Linked DNA regions of Homo sapiens: region 1 is linked to region 2. The links are chromatin loops, found by intact Hi-C in ENCODE. Cell type or tissue: OCI-LY7. All regions are shown on one strand.

What was found. A loop is a pair of places that touch in the nucleus more often than their neighbours do. Peaks named below come from ENCODE experiments on the same cell type or tissue, not always from the same donor. Only the 100,000 strongest peaks of a DNase experiment are listed, where the experiment ranks them.
Region 1: a loop joins it to region 2, with 2.5 times the contacts of the local background. A loop is called at or near these places in 2 of 110 quality-filtered maps.

The regions. Positions count from the first base shown.
Region 1 is chr19:18,093,032-18,095,531 of GRCh38, reverse strand. It overlaps a transcript of IL12RB1 not described here. Among named protein-coding and RNA genes, the nearest start is that of MAST3, 3.5 kb to the left of the region's middle. RefSeq lists a silencer at 1,823-1,902. In OCI-LY7, a CTCF peak has its summit at 1,033; a DNase peak (open chromatin) is centred at 1,881; H3K27ac peaks cover 2,135 bases.
Region 2 is chr19:17,945,134-17,947,633 of GRCh38, reverse strand. No RefSeq gene overlaps it. Among named protein-coding and RNA genes, the nearest start is that of CCDC124, 13 kb to the right of the region's middle. In OCI-LY7, a CTCF peak has its summit at 1,185 (motif pointing left); a DNase peak (open chromatin) is centred at 1,113; H3K4me3 peaks cover 368 bases; H3K27ac peaks cover 950 bases.

The sequences.
Region 1 (2,500 bases), 150 kb before region 2:
CATTCCCCCTCTCTCAGCCCCTGGCAACTACCAATCTGCTTCCTGTTCTATGAATTTTCCTGTGCTGGATATTTCATAAAAATGAAAACATAACATGTGGCCTTATGTGTCTGGCTTCGTTCAGCATCATGCTTTCAAGATGCACCCATGTTGTGGCAAATATCAGTACTTCATTCCGTTTCATGACCAAATAATATTCCATTGTATATATGTACATGTACATTTTGTTGATCCACTCATTTGTTGGTGGTCACTTGGATTTTTTCACATTTTGGTAGCTATTCTGAATAGAGCTGCTATAAACATTGGCATACAACTTTTTGCATAGATTTATTTCTTTATTTATTTATTTTGAGATGAAGTGTTGCTCTGATGCCCAGGCTGGAGTGCAGTCGCGGGATCTTGGCTCACTGCAACCTCTGCCTCCCAGGTTCAATTGATTCTCCTGCCTCAGCCTCCTGAGTAGCTGGGATTACAGACACCCGCCACCACTCCCAGCTAATTTTTGCATTTTTAGTAGAGACGGGGGTTTCACCATGTTGGCCAGGCTGGTCTCAAACTCCTGACCTTTAAGTGATCCATCCACCTTGGCCTCCCGAAAGGCTGGGATTGCAGGTGTGAGCTACCGCCCCCTGCCTTTGTGGATATATTTTGGTTCTCTTGGGTACTTACCTAGGAATGGACTTCCGGGGTCATATGGTGTAACTCTATGTTTTGGGTTGTTTTGTTTTGTTTTGGGACAGGGTCTTGCTCTTTCGCCCAGGCTGGAGGGCGGAGTAGCTGAGACTACAGGCACATGCCGCCATGCCCAGCTAATTTTTTGTATTTTTTGTAGAGACAAGGTTTCGCCATGTTACCCAGGCTGATCTCAAAATCTTGGGCTCAAGCGATCCTCCTGCCTTGGCTTCCCAACGTGCTGGGATTACAGGCATGAGCCACTGCGCCCAGCAACTCTATATTTTAAATTTGTAAAAGACAACCAGGCTGTTTTCCAAAGCAAACACCCAGTTAAATTTAAATTTCCATAAACAATGAATGTTTTTTCAGTGTAAGTATGCCCCCTTCAGTACTTGGGACATAGTTGCATTAAACAACAATGTGTTGGCCGTGTGTGCTGGCTCATGTCTGTAATCCCAGCACTTTGGGAGGCTGAGGTGGGTGGATCATCTGAGGTCAGGAGTTTGAGACCAGCCTGGGCAACATGGTGAAACCGCGTCTCTACTAAAACTACAAAAATTAAGGGGGCGTAATGGGGCACGCCTGTAATCCCCGCTACTCGGGGGGCTGAGGCAGGAGAATCACTTGAACCTGGGAGGCAGAGGTTGCAGTGAGCTGAGATAGTGCCAGTGCACTCCAGCCTGGGTGACAGAGCGAGACTCCATCTCAAACAAAACAAAACAAGACAAAACAAAACACAAACCAATATGTTGGTTGTCTGAAATTCCAATTTAACTGGGAATTTAATTTAAATGTTATTTAATGAATAATGACTACGAGTGAGTTTGTTAAATGAATGAATAGATTTTCTCCTGGCAAACTCCTATGCATCCTTCAACACCCTCTTTAGATGACCCCTCAGGGGCATCAGGGTCTCTTGGCCACATGGAGGGAAGCTCCCCACTCTTCGGGCTGAAGGTCCCTGAGAAGGCAGAAGTCAATGGGGGTGGGGAAGTCGTGTGTTTTATCTGGCAGTCCTACACTAAGTGAACTTCAGGCTGTAGCTTGCACACCCCAAGTGATGAGAAGCTCATGTCCTGCAATGGCCAATTGTTCTGACTCTGGGCAGCTCTGCCTCAAAGTTCTCCCTTAGTCCAGCCTGGGGTGGACATGTGACTCAGACTCGTTTATCCACCTCAGCCACTGTGATTGGTTCAAGGTGTACATGTGACCCAAGCTCAGCCTATCAGAGCCCTCCCTGGGGCTTTGACTGGAATCCTGGGGAAAGAGAGGTTCCCTGAACCAGGGTTGGGTTGGGCATGTGGGAACATGCTGGAGAGAGCCACCAGAGAGGTCTCAAATCCGCTGCTCCATCTGGAGAATTCCTACACTGAACTGCCTCCTGAACAACCCCTCAGTGGGCAAGAAGGAGTGCTTATTGAGTGACTGACTGGACTGACTGAATGAATGAATGCAGTTTTTCTGTGGTTAACACACACACACACACACACACGCACACACACAAGTATATATATATATATATTTGTGTTTTTTTGTTTTTTGTTTTTGAGACAAAAGTCCAGCTCTGTTGGCCAGGCTGAAGTGCAGTGGAGCAATCTCGGCTCACTGCAACCTCCGCCTCCTGGATTCAAGCAATTCTCCTGCGCTCAGCCTCCCGAGTAGCTGGAATTACAGGCACCTGCCACCACACCCGGCTAATCTTTGTATTTTTAGTGGAGACAGGGTTTCACCATGTTTGCCAGGCTGGTCTCAAACTCCTGACCTCAGGCGATCCACCCACCTCAGCCTCCCAAAGTGCTAGGATTACAGGCATGAGCCACTG
Region 2 (2,500 bases):
CGCCGCTCTGATCGGCTCTCTGCCCTGCTCATAACCCCACCGGGGCTCCCCATCGTCCTGGGGTGAAGCCCCACTCCTTTGCCTGGCGTCCGAGGCCCTGTGTGCCCAGTCGTGTCTGGCTGGCCCTCCCGTCGGCTTCTTCCCTCGGATCGATTACCATTGGTCCCCGACCTTCTCTCATCCCCAGCCAGAAAGACCCTAATATGGTCATGTGGGCCAAGCCCTTCCCCACGTACCCTTCCCAGGTACCATCTCCTTGATTCTCCAGATAGCCTGGGGTTGGGCGCGGTTTTTAGTCCTATTTTACCGGAGAAACTGAGGCTTAGATCATTCAGAACCTTGTCTAAGGTCTCAGAAGAGTCAGAGGTGGGATTCAAACCCAGGCCTCCATTTGTGGGGAGCTATATGGGCTATTCCATTCATTTCCTGGCTGACATCTTCAGCCCCAATTCTGGGCCCCAAAACTACCCCTGCTGCCTTCCTGGCGGCTCTGGGTGCTTCCCGGCTATGTGACACAGGCAGGTGACTTAGTTTTCTTTCTCTTTTCCTTTTTTTTTTTTTTTTTTTGAGACAGAGTTTTGCTCTCCTTGCCCAGGCTGGAGTGCGATGGTGTGGCCTCGGCTCACTCTGCCTCCCGGGTTCAAGCGACTCTCCTGCCTCAGCCTCCAGAGTAGCTGGGATCACAGACGCCCGCCACCACGCCCGGCTTTTTTTTTTAGATGGAATCTCTCTCTGTCGCCCAGGCTGGAGTACAGTGGCATGAACTCGGCTCACTGCAACCTCCGCCTCCCGGGTTCAAGCGATTCTCCTGCCTCAGGCTCCCGAGTAGCTGGGATTACAGGCATGCACCACCACGCCTGGCTAATTTTGTATTTTTAGTAGAGACGGGGTTTCTCCATGTTGGTCAGGCCGGTCTCGAACTCCCGACCTCAGGTGATCCACCCACCTGGGCCTCCCAAAGTGTTGGGATTACAGGCGTGAGCCACTGTGCCCAGCCTTAGTTTTCTTATATACAAAGACGATCAATATCTCATAGGGGCTGTCCCCAGGGCTCAGTGAGGGGCTGCTGCCACCTGTTTGGCCAAGGCCTGGCACCCAGTGGTGCCACTGCCTGTCTCCTCCCACGTGGGGGACTCTGCTCGTTGGTGCCCCCTGCAGGATGCAGGGGGCCTTACCTTCCTCTCCTTTCCCTAACCCTCACCAAAGGTCTCTCCCAGATATCCCACGTTTCCTACAGTCATTGTCTCAGGGTTGGTTCTTGGGGGACCTCCAAACTAAGCTAGTGTCCAACATATGTTGGTTAGTTTTTATGTTAACTTCAGCTGTACCCAGTTTATTTTTTAGAGACGGGGTCTCGCTCCGTCGCCCAGGCTGCAGTGCAGTGGCACAGTTATGGCTCACTGCAACCTCCTCACTGCAACCTCTAACTCAACCTCAAGGGATTCTCCCACCTCGGCCTCCAAAGAAGGTGGGACCACAGGCACATGCCATCACGCCCTAATTTTAAACTTTTTCTGTAGAGACAAAGTCTTGCTTTCTTGCCCAGGCTGGTCTCAAACTGCTGAATTCAAAAGATCCTTCCACTGTGGCCTCCCAAAGTCCTGCGATTATAGATAGGTGTGAGCCACCGTGCCTCACCTGTACCTAGTTATTCCTGGCACCTTTTACCCTCCGTTGAACAGGAAGCAGTGTGACTTCCAGACCTTTGCACATGTGATTTCTTCGACTTTTCTGTCCCTTGTCTGTGTGGAGAGCTCCTATGCATCCTGAAAGTCCCGTCCTCCATGATACATTCTATCTCCCACCTCTGGGCAGAGCCTAGCCCCTTCCAGCCTGCCCAGCCCTCCAGCCCTGACTACACAGAGCTGAGGACCTCTGTGGGGACCTGCATGCACTAAGCCTTGTGATCTGGGAGGACAGTGATTTTTTTTTTTTTTTTTTTGAGATGGAGTCTCGCTCTGTTGCCCAGGCTGGAGTTCAGTGGCTCACTGCAACCTCCAACTCCCAGGTTCAAGCGATTCTCCTGCCTCAACCTCCCGAGTAGCTGGGACTACAGGCACTTGCCGCCATGCCCGTCTAACTTTTTGTATTTTTAGTGGAGATAGGGTTTCACCATGTTTCCCAGGCTAGTGTCGAACTCCTGAGCTCAGGTGACCCACCCGCCTTGGCCTCCCAAAGTGCTGGGATTACAGGCCTGAGCCACCGCACCCAGCAGGACGGTGTTCTTGGTGGAGGGATCAAGCCTTCTGTGTTGGAGGGTCTCAGAAGCCAAGAGTAAGGAGGCTGGAAGTACTGAGCTGAGAGGGTAATGGGGAGTCAGGGGACAGCCCTATGGGCATAGGAAGTGGGTGTCACCTGGGCAAGAGCCACAGCAGTGGCCTGGTAAGTCCTTCAACCCTACCCTCTACCCTTGTGCCTCAGTTCCCCCCACTGTTATGGATGACCTTGGACAGCAGGGCTGTCCAAGGCCAGGCACACAGTGGGGACTTGATGGCCATTT